Regions from separate parts of the Mus musculus genome. Here region 2 is linked to region 1. The links are chromatin loops, found by intact Hi-C in ENCODE. Cell type or tissue: left cerebral cortex. All regions are shown on one strand. Links, peaks and the distances in the headings refer to the core of each region. The heading gives the core; the rest is flanking DNA.

Region 1 (10,572 bases), core at 1,146-9,145:
CATTTATGTCTGCGAGAGACAAGGTGTGTGTGTGTGTGTGTGTGTGTGTGTAAAATGTCTCTAATCCAAAAGGTCACACAGGGGAAGAGACCAAACTCTCAAGAGCCAGAAAGGCTCAGGCACAGTGTGTTCCAGGGACCTGGAGACATCCTTTACTGTAGAGCACACTGTTCCGAATACAGCCATATGGGTCCCAGAGATTTGGGAGAATATGTATACAACAGGAAGCGCCCAGTACTGCCTAGCTCTGGTGCTTTCAAAGACAGAGAGCCAGTGTCCTAGCTTCATCTGTCGTTAAAATGTAATATCCTGAACAAAAGCAATTTAAGGAAGAAAGGGGTTTATTTAGCACACAGTTCCAGGTTTCAGTCCTTTATTGTGGGGAGGCCAGCAGCAGAGGCTTCAGATAGCTCCTATCACACCAACTGTCAAGAGCAGAAGGAGGGAGCTGGAGAGATGGCTCAGAGGTTAAGAGCACTGACTGCTCTTCCAGAGGTCCTGAGTTCAAATCTCAGCAACCACATGGTGGCTCACAACCATCTGTAATGAGATTGGATGCCCCCTTCTGGTGTAGCTGAAGACACCTACAGTATACTTACATATAATAAAGAAATAATTATTTGAAAAAAAGAAAAAAGAAAAAAGAGTTGGGCAGTGGTGGCGCACACCTTTGATCCCAGCTCTTGGGAGGCAGAGGCAGGAGGATTTCTGAGTCCAAGGCCAGCCTAATCTACAGAGTGAGTTTCAGGACAGCAGGGCTAGACAGAGAAACCCTGTCTCAAAAAAACAAAAACAGGCCGGGCGTGGTGGCGCACGCCTTTAATCCCAGCACTTGGGAGGCAGAGGCAGGCGGATTTCTGAGTTCAAGGCCAGCCTGGTCTACAAAGTGAGTTCCAGCACAGCCAGGGCTACACAGAGAAACCCTGTCTTGAAAAACAAAACAAAAACAGAAAGAAAGAAAGAAAGAAAGAAAGAAAGAAAGAAAGAAAGAAAGAAAGAAAGAAAGAAAGAAAGAAAGAAAGGAAAGAAGGAAGGAAGGAAGGAAGGAAGGAAGGAAGGAGAAGCCAGGCGCATGCCTTTAATCCCAGCACTTGGGAGGCAGAGGCAGGCGGATTTCTGAGTTCAAGGTCAGCCTGGTCTACAAAGTGAGTTCCAGGACAGCCAGGGATACACAGAGAAACCCTGTCTCGAAACCCACCCACCCCCCCAAAAAAAGAAAGAAAGGAGAAGAAAAAAGAGCAGAAGGGGGAACAGGAAGACACTCATGCTCACTTGCTCCTTTGCACTTAACTCAGTTTCTCCACTCTTACACACTTTAGCACCCCCTCACTACTAAATGGTGCCACTCACAGTGTTCTGGGTCCTCCTAGTTAAGAGGATCCCCACAGGTGTGCTACAGGCACAAAGTCAGTCCCTCATTGGGACTCTTCTCGGGTGGTAACTGTAGGTGTTCATATTGTCACAACCACCCTCTCAGCCCATCTTCTACAGATTCCCCGAGACAAACTGAGTCCTTGCCTCAACATCCTCTTGGAACACAGACCACGGCGTGTAGAAAGGGGTGCTAAAGGTGAAAGCCAAACATTGAACCCCAAAAACACATACAATGAGTGGAAGAGCCCAGTACTATTTAGGCGATATCTAGAGGTATGTGTGTCAAGTCCTGAAGAAGAGAAAGCTGACTCAAAACCCTGCGATTCTGCCTTGAGCTCTCTTGGTTCCTCTCTCTGTCTGCTCGCCGTCTCTCCTCTTTCCCCACCCTTCATGTCCTTTTCAGTCTGGACCCTTCCAGATGCCTGGCTCTGCTCTCCCTCATATGTACAATAGGAGTGACAATGTCTTCATTTTCATTCACCTGGTGCTCAGAACCCTGGGAGGAGCACACAGGAGCCTCCTTCCTAGGGGTTTGACCTCTTCTAGTTGACTCTTCTAAGATACGCACGGGTCATTTGTCTCTGCTGGCTTCTGCCACCCACCATCGTCGTCTCCAAATTCTAGGGTCTGAATCCTCATCAGCTTCCGTCTCTCCTAGACTGCTCAATAAGCAGACCCTCTCTCTGGATTCCAGAGCCAACTACACCCTGCTCCGGGGTGCCTACCGTGTGGGCACCTCTCTCCTTGGACACTTATTCCTCCTCGGTCTCTGTTGGAACCCTCCCTCTTCCCAAAAGCCTGTCAGGGTCCCCTTCAGTTGTTTTTCTCTACCCTGCTCTAACCACCCTCTCCTCTACTGGGTGTCACTCCAGAGCTGCCTGCTTTGTCTACTCTTACTACAAAAGCCACATAGGTGTGACAGGAAGCTCTCCTGTCACATGGAAAGGGACAGCTATCCTCCACGACTGGGGACATTTCTCTCTGGCAGTTCCCTCGGTCACTTGGGGATGCCCCGGATTGAGATCCTTGTCCGTCACCGTGACACGAGCCCCCTCTGCGTCCACTGTTCTCAGCTCCTTCCCTAGGAGGCCCATGGCTTCTCGCTACTCCTCTGAGCCTCTATGATATCAGAATCCCATCTCAAATGGCGATTTCCATGCCTCCTCCCCTTTGGAGCTACCTGCTCTATCTTTTCTTATGCCCTGATGGGCCTATACTTTGCAACGCTGCTCTCCTCCTCTCTCCCCCAGGAACTGTCGACTAAGTTCCTCAGCCTCTCTGTGCCTGAATCTATCCCGGAACCCTTCCCTCACCTCTCTGCAAAAATAAATAAATCAGCTTTTTAAAAAAGATTTATTTTATTTATGAGTACACTGTAGCTGTCTTTAGACACACACCAGAAGAGGGCATCGGATCTCATTACAGATGGTTGTGAGTCACTATGTGGTTGCTGGGAACTGAACTCAGGACCATTGGAAGAACAGTCGGTGCTCTTAACCGCTGAGCCAACTCTCCAACCCAAATAAATCAGTTTTTTAAATTTTTTAAAAAAGATTTATTTATTTATTTATTTATTTATTTATTTATTTATTTATTATATGTAAGTACACTGTAGCTGTCTTCAGACACACCAGAAGAGGGGGTCAGATCTCATTATGGGTGGTTGTGAGCCACCATGTGGTTGCTGGGATTTGAACTCAGGACCTCTGGAAGAGCAGTCAGTGCTCTTACCTGCTGAGCCATCTCTCCAGCCCATAAATCAGGGTTTTTTTAGTTTTAATTTTTTCTTTTTTCTTTTTTAAGATTTATTTATTATTATATATGAGTACACTGTAGCTGTTCAGACACACCAGAAGAGGGCATCAGATCTCATTACAGGTGGTTGTGAGTCACCACGTGGTTGCTGGGATTTGAACTCAGGACCTCTGGAAGAGCAGTCAGTGCTCTTACCCGCTGAGCCATCTCTCCAGCCTCCAGCCCCAAATCAGTTTTTTTAAAAATAAGCAAAGGACCTGGGTGGACGTCCCTCTGAAGAGGACAGAGCAGAGATTGTAGGAAACAAACACAAGAAAAGATGTTCGGTATCACTAACCATGGAGGAAAGGCAAATGAGACCACAGCAGATAGGTAGGGTAGAACCCAGTGGATAATTTATGTTTAGAAAGCACACAAAGCCCTGGATTTCATTCCTAGCACAGAGAGGTAATGATGTGTGCCTGGAAAGAAGCACACACACACACACACACACACACACACAAACACAAACACATACACACCACATAAACACACACAAACACATATACACTACACAAACACACACATACACACATAAGCACACACACACACACACTGTGGGAGTAGAAAATAGAATCAGGGAAGAGTTGAGGTGGTTCTCTGAGTTCATCAAGGTTATCTACTAAGACTATACATGACTTTGGTAAAATAGGCAATTAGGCTCTTAGGCAGCTCGGTGGTGGGTGGGAGTAAACCCACCTAGCAGGCATAATACACCTGGATCTATATCCAGCACAGCCAAACAATTTGTATTGAGACAGATACTCACCAACTTCTCTGAAGCCTCCACACTTCCCACCTACCACAGGAGTGGGTCTTCCTGCATACAAAGAGACCTGGATGGGAGCGCCAGCCACCAGACATGGCCTCTGTCCTCATCTCTGCGAGGCCAGGCTGAGCCTCAGCTATGTTTTAGTGAAGTAGAAGTGACAGATAGTGCAGAATACAAGAAATGTATTGCCAGACAGAGTTTATCTCCTTTTTAGTCTTTGCTTGTTTGTTTTTGTTTTTGAGACAGAATTCCTTCATGTAGCCCTGGCTGTCCTGGAACTTGCTCTGTAAACCAGGCTGGCCTCAACCCCAGAGATCTGCCTGCCGCAGCCTCCCGAGTGCTGGGATTGAAGGTGTGAGCTGCTGTTGCCTAGTCCTTTTTATTCTTTTTGTTTCCCCTAAAGATTTTTTAAAATTTTATGTAACTTGGTGTTTTTTTTTGCACATATGTCTGTGAAGGGGCTAGATCCCCTGGGATTGTAGCTGCGTACACTTGTAAGTTGCCATGTGGGTGCAGGCAACTGAACCCCGGTTCTCTGGGAAAACAGCAGCCTCTTACTTTTAAAAAAAGAATGCTTACCTTTACCATCTGTGTATTTGCCAGCGTGTACATATGTGCACCTCGTGGATGCCTGCTACCCAGGAAGGCAGAAGAGGGTTTCAGACGCCTTGGTACTGGAGCTGTACATAGACAGTTGTGAACCATCACCGGAATGCTGGAAAGCGAACTTAGGTCCTCCAGCAAGAGCAAAAGATGCTTTTAATCTCTGAGCCACTTATCTGTGCCCTCACCCCCAGCCTTGAGCGTCTGGATCAGACCTTGTTTGCCTTCAGATCTAGGTAAAGTCTATCGTCCTGCCACATCCGCAGCTTCCTGCAAGAAGCCACGACCTGTTGAGCAGCTGAGCTTGTTTTCCTGGCATAGTGGGGGAGGGATCCCCCCACACACCCACTTTAAAAGTCAGACTAGAGAATTAAAACACTGAGCCTTGGTCAGAGAACTTTGTCTTGGCTCGTTATTTCTCTGGCCATCCTTCCCATCCATCTCCAGCTTTCCTTTCAGGAGCCCAGTATCCCCTGGCCACTGGCAGCTACACTTATCATCTTTACTTCTTTGAGCTCGAATTTCACCTTGTACCTCAGGCTGTCGTCAAAAACCGTAATCCCCCTTCTCTCTAACTGCTGACTATTGAGTCTTCAGGCTTGGCCTGCTAAGATTTTCTCTCCTTCATGTTGCTGAGGGGTTAGGCGGACAGCTGAATTGAAAGCCTTTGGGTATTGGTACAAGAGTGCCGCACACTGTGAGGCGAGGTCAGCATCGTAAGACCCTTATTTAATCCCAGCACTCAGGAGGCTGAGACAGGCGGATCTCTGAGTTCCAGGCCAGTCCGGTCTCAGAGCGAGTTCCAGGACATTCAGGGCGACACCACAAAACCTTGTGTCGAAACACTAAAAAATGGGAGTGGGGGTGTTAACTGGGCCCAGTTGGACGTTTCTCCCAAGCCCGGTCCTGACTTTGTCCCTGTCAATCATGCCAAGCTCCTTCTCTGCTCCACTTTTAAGCCCTTCTTTCATTCATTCAACCAATCCGGAAGCGGCGCCGCTCGGAGTTCGGAAGTTCCGCTTATTTCCCACCAGGTGGCGCTCGAGCACCATTCGCAGCCAGGCGTGGCGGCCAGGGCTCTTCGGAGTCTGTTGGGACTAAAAGCTTGGGTTGGAGACCAGGGGTGGGGCGCTCTGTTTTCGAAACGCAGTCTTGTAAGTATCACTTTCAAGTTTCCACAATTGCAAAGAAAAAGAATAGACATAAATTCCATCTCAGCCACCTGGAAAGCTGACAATAGCTACAGTCCTGCAGGTGCAGACCCTAACTCGGGGTGAGGGGATGGGGGCGGGGTGGGGGGCACACGCAGAACTCTAACCCCAATCTGTGCAAGTGCCAAGTTTCTGACTAACAATCCCTGCAAACAGCCTTCTGGGCATGGTGGCGCTTGTTCCCACCAGGCGAGCCAACAGGCCTGGACCTAGTCCTTGGAGAGGGAGGACCACGCTGTACTTCCTGCTCTGTCCAGCCCCAACTTGGCTCAGGCTCATCTGAGCCGCCCATGGCTCTGGACTCTACGATGGGACAGGGAAGGGCTCGCCCTTGTTCTTTTCTGTCTTAAATGTTCAGCAGAGCCGTTTTATCCAAAGGCATTGAGGGCACAGACTGCTCTACACCTTAAGTCCATTGTGTCCAGCCACCAGAGTAGAAGTGGCCTTAGCATTTGCCAGGGAGTTCCATCCTATCTACATCTCTACAGTACGGAAGGAAAACTGAGACTGGGTAGTAAAGCTAGTGAGGCGCATGCATTCTTTTCTTTATAGAGCCCTGGCCTGAGAGGCAGCGTTCGCAAGCTGTAGTGGGTAGGCAAGGCAGCAGGTGACCCCAGGAACACCCAGTCAGTGTTGAATCAAAGGCATCTACTCTTGTCCCCACTGCAGGGCTGGAGCGCTTCTCCATATATATAATCTTTTCTAGGAGTCAAGGAAGGAAAGCAATGGCGTACACCTTTGATCCCAGTGCCCTGGAGGAAGAGGCAGATGTATCTCTGTGTGTTCGAGGTCAGCTTGGTCTGCATAGTGAGTTGCAGAGCAGCCAGAAATACATAGAGAGACTGATGATTGGAGAGCGGGGGGTGGGGGGAAAGGAAAGAAAAGAAGAAGAAAATTAAAGACCCCAAAGGATAGACTGGGTGTGCTGGCACGCACACATCTTTAATCCCAGTACTTCAGAGGCAAAGGTTGACAGATCTCTGTGAGCTCCAGGCCAACCAAGTCTACATAGTGAGGGCCTATCTAAAAAAATAAATAAATAAATAAATAAATAAGTATATAAAAAATAAACTTCAGAGAGCAATAGAAGGGCAAATGAGGCAGAATAGGAGACCATTAGAAGTCTGAGCTAGTCGCAGGGCCGACCACAAAGGACTCAGGGCAGGCCTAGGCATGAGCCCCAGAGGTATTGCAGCAGGGCCCAACCCATCTCACAGGGACGTCACAGAGAGAAGCTCCAGGGCCCTCGCTCCCTTCATGGCCTCCTAGGCTGTTTTTCAAAACACCAAGCACCGTTGGCCCAGCCTCCCCTGGAAGGTACCTGAAGGCTATAGATGTATAGATGATGCTGGCTCCAGCATCCGTACCTCACAGCTGGAGGCCAACCCCAATTCCAGCCCCACACTGTCAGTCCTCCCAAAGCACAAAACTGTCACTGCCTGGAGCCATGGCTCGCTCTCCCCCATGCCTGCCTCTCCTCATTGCCTCTTTCCGGCAAATCTTGCATCATCTCCCAGGTGGTAGGTGACTGAACCACAGGGACAAAATTCTAGACAAACAGCTCTTGGACCCCAGAGGCCACTCAGAAGGAAGCTGCCCCTGCAGGATCCAGGTCCTGCCAAGAATGTGTTGGCTGAACCCCTGGGGTGCTGCCCTGGGGCTTGAGGCTTAGCATCAAGGATGGCTCTACAGAAGGTTAAGCTGTTAACTGCTTCTTGCCTTGGGGCCTCTACAAAAGGGTCCAGGGCCCAGTGTCAAGGATGGCTGAACATGGCTTAGATCACAGTTGAGTGACTCTGGGTAAGGAAGTGGTATGAGGAGGCTATTCAGCGACTCTTTCATTCCTAGTACTATTGAACTCAGGATGGTGCACTACATATGGATTCTTGCTCGGGTCCCAGGCAGAGGCCTGGGACAATGTCACTGACATGATGAACAGACTCAGGCACGAGGTGAAAGGTCAGCTGGCCTGAGGAAGAAGTGGAAGGGCCTAGAGCAGCTATCTCAACTGGGCACCATCAGCAGGGAGGGGACAAACTCCTGAAGACTGGCTTCCCACCTAGCATGGGGCCGCTGGGTGGGAATCAAGAGACCAGCAGGACAGAAAGGACAGTGACATGGACGCAGTAGAGAGGCAGAGGCTGAGAAATCACAAGCTCAAAGCTAAGCCAATGCTGGCTGATCCTGTCTCAATGCTGTTGGTGGTGTGACACACCTTGAATTACAGCTCTCGGGAGGCAGAACCAAACCAAACCAAACTAAACCAAAATAAAAATCCTATCTCAATTTCTTTTTAATTTAAAAAAAAAGGGGGGGAATCTGCTGTTATATCCTCTAATCCCAGCACTTGGAGGGCAAAGGCAAGAGGATTAGAAGCTAAGGTCATCTCATCGTTGACCTCATAGTGAGTTAGAGGCCAGCCTTGGATACACGAGACACAGTCTCTCAAATATTAAATAAATAAATAAATAAATAAATAAATAAATAAACAGCACATTTTGCTAGGCAGTGGCGGCATGACCCTTTCATCCCAGCACCAGCCAGAGGCAGGTGGATCTAAGTTCCAGGACAGCCGGGGATACACAGAGAAATCTCTCAAAAACAAAAACAAAAACATGTGTGTGTGTGTGTGCACCATGGGCATGTCTGGTGTCCACAGAGGCCAGAAAAGGGTGTTGGATTCCCTTGGAATTGGAGTTACAGAAGGTTATGAACTACCATGTGAGTGCTGAAAATCAAACCCAGGTCCCCTGGATGAATAGCCAGTGCCTACAACTGCTGAGCCATTTCTCCAGCCCTTTCCACATTTAAAAAAAAAAAAAAAGGTAAGATAAAGCCAGGGAACAGAGTCAACAGACATATCTGAGGGCTCTCTCTCCCTTCTGATTAAGTCCACGAGTACATGTGAGACTGTGGAAGTTCTTTGTGGAGACGTGGGACAGAGGAGGGGAGGGGAGGGGAGGACAACATGGGCATGGTGAGGAGAGCAGCAAAGGACATCAAGTGTGGGTTCGCTGGGGCTAGAAGGCTGCAACCCAGAACCTTCCTCAGGGGGGTCAATCTGGCAAACTGGGGTGACTTTCTGTTAGAATGTGGCATACAGATCTTCAGCCTAAGGGGAATTCAGGACTCTATGAACAGGACCCATTATGGCCAGAACCATACCTACTAGGGGTCCGGAGAGGCTTATAGATGGCCTCCCCTGCCCACTGGAAATGGCTCTGATAGTATTGTCTTGTTTAGTGACAAATAGTTTCCTGGTGTAGAAGGGCACTTCCAAGTACACATTCTGTCCATACCTGGTGGGCCCAGCAGGGTTGTGGACAGGATTCTGGGACAAGCTCAGTTCCAGCAACAATCCTGTGGCCCCTTAGCCAGAACCCTAAGGAGCCTGGCCTCTGTGGAAAGTTTGAGAGCTGGGTGGCTTGCCCCTGCTGCTGCTGCCGCTGCCACAGGTGTGATATGTTTACCTAGCAGGTGTTGGAAGAGCCTAGTCTCAGGATAGTGGGTCCCAGGGTGCCATCTGCTGGGAAAAGAGTCCCCAGGATGTCAGGAACTCCCTTCCCTCAGGCAAGGCTCTAGGCAGAGAAGAGAGCTGGAGGCAGGGGCCTGCACCTAGCAGCTCAGAATCTAGGTAGCTCCTTTGCCTTAGACAAGCAAGCTATCATGACCTCAGGGTCCATATCCGGTTTCTAGATTCAGCATGGCCAATAAATAGTATGTGTGTTTCCCCATTCATTGTTCCCAGAACCCCTTTCCTGTGTCTGCCTAGGTCTGTAAGTTAACACTGTGTGGGGGAAGGAAATGTTTTGTCCACAAGCCACAAAATGTCTCAGGGCTAAGAACTGCCTCTGGACCAGTCTACTTCACCAAGCCACCCATCAGGCCCTACCTCTGGCCACTGAGGCCTGTACCCTACATCCCTGTTCACTGAAGTCCTCTCGTCTGTGTGTATGTCAGAGTCTGGGAATAGGCCTTTGCACCCCTCAACCTCTGTCACATCTCCATCCAACCTTTCTCACAGAGAATGTATCAGGGTATGGTCACCAGTTGTCCTGTCAGGCCAGAACCCGTGGCCTGCAGGAAATGGAGGAAGTCCAAGAAAACAACGGTGGCCTTTGCTTATATTGCTTCCCCAGGCTGGGAAAGAAATAGGACTAGGGACTTTTGGGAAGGAGGGGGCCATGGTGGCCCCAGAATTCCCAGAGATTGAGATTGTACCCCAAGACATGCCTTAATGGATGTCTAGGGGTAGGACTGGGGCCCAAAGCTGGGTAAAGGGAGACCTAGTTTGCTTAAGCTATTAGGTGGAACTGAACAATACAGGGATCTTGGAGTTATGTTTGTTTCAGCTGTCCTGCCCAGCACTAACTGGACGTTCTGAGAAGCCATTGTCCAGAGCTGCCTAATAATTCCTGCACTGGGCAGCAACCAAATTGATCTTCACCCACGAGTACCACAAACAAGAAAGGTTCCTTTAGGGGTAGCTTAACTGCTCTCCAAATTCTGAAGTTATATGTTTTCTTTTGGTTTTGAATTTTTCAAATGTGTATTGGCAGTTAGCCTAAATTTATGTCTGTGTACAGGCATCAGATCTGTTGGAATTGGAGTTACTGACAGTTGTGAGCTGCCACGTGGGTGCTAGGAATTAAACCCGGGTCCTCTGGAACAACAGCTAAGGCTCTTAACAGCGGAACCATGTCTTCAGTCCCTTGGTTTTGATCTTTTTTAAGACAAGGTCTCAGTTGATAGTTTTGAAGGCCTGGAATTGGCTATGTCAACCAGGTTGGACTTGAATTCATAGCAACTCCCTTGCCT
Region 2 (9,139 bases), core at 1-8,000, 110 kb before region 1:
GAAAACACAGTCTGAGGTGTGGGAAAGCTGAAGCTGGTATTCCCAGACCCCTGGGCACCTGGTCATCCATGGAGTGCCACACAGAAGAGTCAGGAACAAATGTCAGGGGTCCACAGGCTTGCGAAGAGGCCAGGACCAGGCGCTCCCAAACTCCTGGACACTCAGACTCCCCTGAGTCTCAGGAGTTGAGAGCAGAGTTGGGGACCTGCCGGCTGAGGATGGAGTCTAGCCCAGGGCTTGGGGTGGGGAGGGAAGTCCTGGCTTTGCTCACCAGTGAAGGTCCTTAGCTTGGCTGTGATGGTGGCTGAAAGCACAGAGAGGTCTTCTGCAGGAGGCTGTGGCTCTGTAGGTGAAGACCTGCTCCATGCTCCCCATGGCCGTTCTCAATGAAAGAGTCAGACAGTCCTTGGTTCCAAACTGTTTATTGGTTGTTCATCATGGAAAATGGATGTGTACCGTACCAACTTCTCAGGGTGGACCCAAGATTAAACATCTTTTGCAGCCAGGCAATGGTGGCGCACGCCTTTAATCCTAGACCTTGGGAGGCAGAGGAAGGCAGATTTCTGAGTTTGAGGCCATCCTGGTCTACAGAGTGAGTTCCAGGACAGCCAGAGCTACATGGAGAAACCCTGTCTCGAAAAACCACAAGGGTGGGGAAGGCCAGTGAGTTCAGGTTCCAGTCCCGGACCATGTACAGCCAGAGGGGCCTTAGGAGAGATGTCATGCAGTGTACTGAAGCCTCCCAGTAGAGCAGAGGACTGAGCTCTGAGGTTAACTGAAGTGGAGACTTCTAGTTTATTTGGAAAGTTATGTCAAATGTTTTGCTGGGGCACAGAGGTGAAAGGATGTCTTGCTAAAGCAAACACATGAAAGACTGTTTTCCTGAAGCAGGCATAGGGGGATGAGTGTTTTGATATAGCAGACATGTGACAGGACGCTTGGTGAGGGAGTATAAATATGATCTCACAGACAGCGGGAGATGAGCACTGAGCGTTGGTTTGGTTTGCTTGGCCTCACTATTCTTTGCTAAGGACACGCGTGTATCCATTCACCTTACATAGCGCTCTTGAGCTCAGCGTATGATAACGCCACCATTGAGAGAAACCCGCCCAAGAACTGCTCATGAGGTAGGTTCCTGTGGCAGATTGCCACCTCTGCAGCCTCGTCTCAGGCTGGTTGGCGAGCCTGGTGGTTTCTTCAGAACTGAACTACGGCTGCTGGTTCCTGCCTGGCGTCGGCCTGCCTAGAGGACTGGTCTGCAGCTGCTGAGTCATATTTGGTGTTTGCTACGGGACTAAACTGCTGCCAAAGAGGATCAAACCCACCCCCAAAGAACTATTGCTGAATAGGTCCACTTCCCCCCATCCTAATAACTTTTCTCTTCTACTACCTCTACTGAGTGGTGGATTATAGAAGAGGTTGAACCCTTATTAAAAGTAGGTTGCAAAAAATGTATGCCTATGGTTCAAACCAGTGTCCTAAGAGCTTCCCCAGCCCCTAACTACCCTTCCTTTTGGCCATTCTCTCCTGAGGCCAGTATTTGCAATGCAAAGCAACCTCCAGGCCTATGGGAGCAGGTCACAGCAGGAACTCCCAAATCAGAACCCCCAACCTGTGAGGCTCCAGGGTGAAGGGACCTGCAGGTTTCCCCTGGGAACTGTGTCGGGGTGTTGCCTGGCAGCAGACAACAGGATTTGTTTCCCAGTTCACCAGTGAACACTTGGCTGGGTGTTCCCATGGCCTCTCCAGGCACCCAGTGTAATGAGTGGGATTTCTGGGGCCACATGAGCTCCAGACTCTGTCCACCAAGGCGGGGGCAGGGTTTCCACCAGCTTCCATGGAGACCCGACCAGACCAGTCATAGTGAAGCAGAAAGGCAGGTTTCCAGAGCTTCCTCCCTGGTGGGTAGGGTTTGGAGGTGACCCTCAGAACCTGTGAGGTGAGGCAGACCCCAGCATGGGGCGGTTGGGGCCGCAGACAGGAAACTGGCTGGGCCACTGGAGGCAGATCCTTTCCATGTCCTAAAGTTTCTGTGGTTCCCCAGTTTTCCACAGACACTGGATACTCCCAAACACAAACCGTTTTCCAAATGAAGATACAATTAAAAATGGGTTTATACAGATTCAATTTCTGAGAAGATGAGGCCGTCCATGAAGCCCCTTCCCCAAAGCCCAGCTGGGTGGGTGGGGACCCACATGCCCGGCTTCACTCAGATCTCTTGGGACCAGCTGGTGGATGGTGTCTTACTTGTTTATATTGCTGTAATAAAACACTGACCAAAAGGGAGGAGAGGGTTTATTTCTCTTACACTTCCATATAACAGTTAATCATTGAAAGCGCTCAGGGCGGGAACCCAAACAGAGAAGGAACCTGGAGGCAGGAGTGATGGGCCATGGTGGAGGGCTGCCGTACTGGCTTGCTTAGACTGCTTATAGAACTACCTGTCCAGGGGTGGTGCCACCCACACCGGGCTAGGCCCAGTCATATAGAGGCATTTCTCAATTGACTCTCAGGTGTCTACAGCTGTGTCAAGCTGACGTAAAACAAGCCATCGCAGAAGGACAGGGTAGATACTGCCAGGTGTGGGGAAGGGTAAGGAGTGGCCAGTGGCTCACAAAGGGTTAAGTGAGGGCTTCTCCTACCTCCCTAGGAGGCTCTACCAAGTCCAGCGGATCTCTGTTATCTGGTTTTCTCAGAGCCTATAGGGGAGAGGAAACATTGTTCACCTTTCCAGATGTGAGGCTGACCCGGGTGGGGTCTGGCAGGAACCCACCTGCTACAGGAAGGGCCCAGAGCATTTGCTTGGCATACACAGCGGAGAGAGGGAGGCACCCTACCGCAGATGTTTCCTTTTTCTGTCAGGGATTGTGGGACTTAGAGAAACCAACTGAAGTGACAATATCAACCGAACTCATTCAGTCAGCCGTCAGACGTTGCTTGATATCCCATAAGTGCCAAAAGTTGTGCAGCCATAAGCCAGGGTTTTTCTCTTGTGCAGCCTGATGCCAGTTGAGACAGGCCGCTGCTTTCGGTGTTTCCCAGACCTATAGAGGTGACAGTTCTGTGGAGCTGGAGATGTGGCTCAGTGGCACCCATGTAACAAGCTGTCCGTCCGGCACGGACCTGCAAGCCAACTCTGAATGGAAGGTAGAGGCAGGAGGATCACTGAGCCTAACTTAAGTAGATTCAGGGAGAAACCCTGCCTCAATCCCACTTAAGTACACGGGGCTTGGTTCCCTGCCTAGTGTGACCATAAACCATGACCAAAAGCAACTGAGGGAGGGAGGAGTTTATTTGGTTTAGATATCATCCAGAGTTGCAGCCCTTTGAGGTGAGCCAAGGCAGGAACGTAGGAGAGGAACTGAAACAGAAGCAGTGTGGGTGCTAGTCCGCCCTCCGCGCCTGCTCAGTTTGCTTTCCGATACACCTCAAGGCCACCTACTCGGGAAGGGCACCTATGACAACCACCGATCAAGAAAATGCTCTACAGACTTGCTGACAAGCCGGTTGAATGGAGGTGTTTTCTCAGTTGAGGTTCCTTCTCAGAATGGCTCTAGCTACCTCAAACCGACCGAAAACTAATCAGCACACCACACAGACAAAGACACTCACACATAAACAGATGCCAGGGCCGGCAGGATTGGGTTATGTAGCTTTTTAAAATTTTTTAATCTTTTCTATGTATATGAATACACTATCATTGTCTTCAGACACATCAGAAGAGGGCATGGGATCCCACTATTACAGATGGTTGTGAGTCGCCATGTGGTTGCTAGGAATTGAACTCACGACCTCTGGAAGAGCAGTCAGTGCTCTTAACCTCTGAGCCATCTCTCCAGCCCTGGGCTATGCAGCTTTTAATCCCAGGCCGAGGCCAGCCAGGGGTATACAGAGAAACTCTGGGGGGAAAGGGGCAGAGGGGAGATACATTGCACCCCCCCCAAAAAACCAACCCCTAAATAAACAAGTAAATGGTGACTCTGTTGCATGTGGAAGACCAGGTTCTGGAAGAGGCTGGTTTTGGAAGCTAACAACATATTACAGGGGAAGGACGTGATGGGCTCACAAAGAGGCCTATGACCCTGAGAAGCAGGGAATTCTGGGAAAGCTAAAACGGCGGAGGCCGTGGAAAGGAGGATACGGAGTAGGTGAAAAGATTGGGGGACACACCAGAAGTCCTAGGTGTCCTTAGCCACTTTTGCCTCAACCTTGCGTTTCGCCTACACGGCTGGTGAGTAGAGATGAAATTCCAGTCCACCTGGTCCTTCCTGTCCTCCACAGGCAAGCGCAATACCGAGCATTCCCAGAAGGGGGCACAGGAGGGACGCAGCTGAGGGAGGGCTTGGCTCTTTGTTCCTTACTTCGATCCTGGTTCTGTCTTAGAAGGTGGGGGTGCTGTGCCCTACTCCCTCATGATCTGAGCTCTGGCTGGCTACCCCCCAGCGCCATGGGTCTGCATCTCCACACAATCCTGCTTCTCACCTCCCAGGCCCATAAGATGTTGCCTATGTCTTCAGTTCCGTCTATCCAGCCATCTGCTCTTCCAGTGGTAATTCCTCCCACCCTCCGCTACACAGTTAATTGTGCTAATCATCCCGGGTTTTTCGGGTGTTTTTTGTTTTTTGGGTTTTTTTTAATCTGTGGACTGCTAAAACAGACCTCTTGCCGCAAGCCTGTAATTCCCACCTGTTTAAGAGACTGAGAAAGGAATTATTGACGGTTCAAGGCAGCCCGGACAACTTAATAAGATTCTGACTCATAGTAAAAACTAAAAACGTGGGATTGGAAATGTGGCTCTGTAGAACATGATGAGGTCCTAAGTTCAACTTTCAATAATACCCACAGAAACAAAGTAATTTTGTTCTTTTGACTTAAATGGTATTTTGTCTTTTATTTGCTACGTCACCTGGAAATTTGCTCTATTGAAACTCTCCCAGAAATTATTGCAAAGAATTATGACCTTATGCTTAATATCTGAACCAAAAATAAAGACTGTTCTCCTGAGTATGTAGCTCTGTCCGTAGAGTACCTAGAATGTAGAAAGCCAGGCTTCAATCCCCAGCACTGCAGAAACGAGGCTTGGCTGTGCACACCTGAAATCCCAGCTCTCAGGATGCAGTGTGATGCACCTAAGAGGTCAAGTACTGAGTGTATCTCACCTAGAAAAGGACTAGCAATACCTGCTGAAAAAAAAATAGGTCAGAGCTGGATGTGATGGCACACACCTTTACACCATGGCATTTGGGAGACAGAGAGAGGCAAGCTGATCTTTGTGACTTGCAGGTCAGCCTGGTTTACAAAGTGAGTTCTAGGACAGCTAAGGCTGGTACACAGAGAAACTGTCTGGGAAACATGGGGGTGGGGGGAGACCAGGCCAATGCAATATTGAAAAACATTGTTCAAAAATTGAGAAACCCAGATAAAATGTGTCCTTAATAATATGGAAGTTGTTCTATACTAATAAACATACCATGTCTATGCGAAGTCTTAACTTAGGGGTTTCCAGTCAAAGGGTGAGCAAGAACCCTATGTATCTTGCAGCTCTCCAAATTAAATTAAATTATGTCATCCTTGAATATTATCTATTTGTTATTTATTGTGTGTGTAGAGGGGTGTGTACACCTGTAACAGTGCACACGAGGTCAGAGGACGACCCGTAGGAATCCATTCTTACCATGTGGGTGGGACCTAGGGATGGTGATGAGGTTGATGGTAAGCGTCTTTACCCTCTGAGTAGTCAGTCCACCGGTCCAGAAAATAAAAACCTGTGGACACTAGACCTTATAACACTGAGTGTACACATGTCCCTGAATGTGCAGACATAATCTTCCTCTGTGTGTGTGTGTGTCTGTGTATGTGTGTGCGAGTGTGTGTGTGTGTCTGTGTATGTGTGTGCGAGTGTGTGTGTGCCAGTGTATGTGTGTGTCTGTGTCTGTGTATGTGTGTGCGAGTGTGTGTGCGAGTGTGTGTATGTGTGTATGTGTATGTGTGTGTGAGTGTGTGTGTGTGTCTGTGTATGTATGTGTGTGTGTGTGTGTGTGTGTGTGTGTGTGTGTTGTATCTGGACATTTTGAATGTGGGTAATGCTGGGTCAGCAAAGACAGAAAAGCTAAGAAAACCTGTGGGTTGTTGGGTCAAGAGGCTAGAAAGAAGGGGAGCTAGATAGAAGTATAGTAGAGCTGTAAAATAACAGACCGACATCTCGGCTGCTTCCACACACTTACCAGCCGAACTGTGCAGAGGGCCCAGGCCATGCTCTAGGGCTATATCCTGCACCGGGCACAGTTGTGGCTACCTTTGCACCAGGCATCGCCACCCAAGCCTCACATGCCTGCGAGGCTCTATACTTGTTTATTGGTCACGTGCTCCCAGCGTACAGGCCTAAGGCCTGAGAGGCACTGGACCCGTTCCAGGATCACATGACTGCAACAGCAGGGCAAAGGCTCAAGGTCCCTGCAGGTATTCCAGGCTACAGCAAAACAACACACACATACTCACTTCTTTCTCTGTACCTTGGCTGAGCACAGAGTGGGGCTCCTGTCTCGGGCCTGCTTGAGTCCAGGACCCAAGCCTGAGTTACAGGTTCGGGGCATTGTCAGAGCATATGGGCACAAAGGCAGCTGGGCTACTGTGCTGCACCAGTCTGGAGGCCGCTGCAAACAGACTGGGCCCCACTGCACCTTCCTAAGGACTGAGGTTACTTAAGACCCAGTGGAGGATGAGGGGGCTCTGCCAGAACCATGTCGCCATGGCAATGACGGCAACAGCTCCAGGACTACAAGCACTATTTTAGCCCCATGAAAATAGAGTCACTTTAACTCAAACAATCACAGGAGATGGTAAAGGGTTTCCCAGCCCCCAGCCTGAGCCACCTACTGGCTTTATGCCATCTGAGCTCTGTGGTCTTGGGGGGCCTATGGTCAACTACACTGAGCTCAGGTCCAGAATATGTGTGAATCATTCCTGGGTGAGGCTGGCAGGCTGTAGAACACAGAGAGCCAAAACATTGTCCAGTAGGTCCTTTGGGCTGGTAAGGCTAGAGGATGGGAGAAGCCCCACTCCCCAGCTGCCTACTAGGGACTTGTTTTTAGAGAAAGCAAAAGCCTTGAAAGCACCCATGACGTCTCTTTCTGATCATTCCTCCTCAGGGTCTAAACCCAAGGAAAGACCCGCAAGTACACACAACTCTTGTAGCGCACGTCATCAGACAGTTACTGTCATGGTTGGTTGGGAGGTAGTTGTAGCCAGCAGTGAAGAGTAGCCCAAAGCTACCACAGACTTCACTTGACCAGTGGCCCATGGCCTTTGAAATGAAAGGCTGCACATTTGGACACATAGATCGACCCCCACACATGACCCTGGCACTCACACAGGCCATGCGAAGCTATCCTGCCAGGACATAAGGAGGCATGCCCCTGCTGCACGGCATTGGCTCCAGCAATCTAGCAGATGGAGGAGTTGCTGCTCTGCAGGGAGGCTCCAGACTCAAGCCTTGCAGCTTGGCTGTGTCCAGGTGTCTTTCTCTCTGGAAGCATCTGAGCTTTCCTGCTGAGAGCAGCTCATCCAATTCTCACAAGGGTCAGGAGCCTCCTAAGAGCAGGACCCTGCAGGAGCCCTTGACCTTTCTCCCCTGACAGCGTGGCTTTGTGGACAGTGTGGACACTTCCCAGTAATGTACCTTTGAACCCTAGGGCATGGCAGCTGTGGGGCCATCCTAGGCATATGAGCTCAGGGTCACCCCCTCTCCCCAGCCAAGCTGGCTGCACAGAACTTGTGTCATTGGGATGCTGAAGGTAAGGGTCTCAGAACAAAGGGTTAATAGACTTCTTGGAAATGAGGAGGGTAAACAGCCACAACACTCATCTGACAGAGGCAGAAGGAGCTGGGGTGTGGAGCCAGATGGACTGGGGTCCTATCCAGGCCTTGAGTTCCTCACATGTGGTATGGGGCTGTCCCATCTCATCCAGGGTAGTAGGTAGCCCTGCCAGGTGCCAGCTCCATGCCAGAAGCCCATCTTTCTGCATGTCTTCCCAAAGGCTATTAACACTTAAAAAGGAGACTTGAGCCAATTAATAAAAATGAACGGTATCCACTGAATGGATTAAGAGATAGAGAATATTCTAGATGTCCTGGCAGAAGAAACAATATTGTCTGGTTTTATGGGAAGTGCTAACTTCCTGTTGTCACAAAATACCTGAAAAAAAAATGACTTGATTTCTCACGCAGGATCTTGTTGTGTAGCCCAGGTTAGCCTGAACCTCACCACGGAGCTGTTGTGAGCCCACTATGTCAGACACATAGATGGACAGATAGATGCATTGGTATCTTTCCTCAATGTCTGAATTTATTGGATAGATAGTTAATACATTCACAAGTTATGTTGATTTTGTTGGCTATAATTTGTCAAGTAGGGGCTGGTGAGATGGCTCAGTGGGTAAGAGCACCCGACTGCTCTTCCGAAGGTCCGAAGTTCAAATCCCAGCAACCACATAGTGGCTCACAACCATCCGTAACGAGATCTGACTCCCTCTTCTGGAGTGTCTGAAGACAGCTACAGTGTATTTACATATAATAAATAAATAAATCTAAAAAAATTAAATGAATAAAATAAAATTCATAAAAAAAAATTAAAAAAAAAAATTTGTCAAGTAGTCCTGATTTCCCTTGATAGCTGGCTGTTAGCAAACCGATTATTTTTTCTTTTCTTTTCTTATTTTTTAAGATTTATTTTATTTATTATGACATAGTAGTTGTCTTCAGACACACCAGGAGAGGGCATCAGATCCCATTACAGATGGTTGTGAGCCACCATGTGGTTGCTGGGAATTGAACTCAGGACCTCTGGAAGAGCAGTCAGTGCTCTTAACCGACTGAGCCATCTCTCCAACCCCAGCAAACAGATTTTTTTTTTCGAGACAGGGTTTCTCTGTGTAGCCCTAGCTGACCTGGAGTTCACTTTGTAGACCAGGCTGGCCTTGAAATCTGCCTGCCTCTGCCTCCCGAGTGCTGGGATTAAAGGCGTGCGCCACCACACCCGGCTAGCAAACAGATTCTTTATCCAACTTAATTATTAACTCCCAGATACAAAATACACATCGTGAATGTATAAATCTCTCTCTCTCTCTCTCTCTCTCTCTCT

What was found. A loop is a pair of places that touch in the nucleus more often than their neighbours do. Peaks named below come from ENCODE experiments on the same cell type or tissue, not always from the same donor. Only the 100,000 strongest peaks of a DNase experiment are listed, where the experiment ranks them.
Region 2: it touches region 1 in a loop (2.4-fold over the local background); 2 of 42 quality-filtered maps call a loop at or near these places.

The regions. Positions count from the first base shown.
Region 1 is chr4:155,475,981-155,486,552 of GRCm38, forward strand. No RefSeq gene overlaps it. Among named protein-coding and RNA genes, the nearest start is that of Gnb1, 10 kb to the right of the region's middle. In left cerebral cortex, for the core only: a CTCF peak has its summit at 5,571 (motif pointing right); DNase peaks (open chromatin) are centred at 5,590 and 5,922; H3K27ac peaks cover 695 bases.
Region 2 is chr4:155,364,572-155,373,710 of GRCm38, forward strand. No RefSeq gene overlaps it. Among named protein-coding and RNA genes, the nearest start is that of Prkcz, 7.7 kb to the left of the region's middle. In left cerebral cortex, for the core only: a CTCF peak has its summit at 4,297 (motif pointing right); DNase peaks (open chromatin) are centred at 4,317 and 6,718.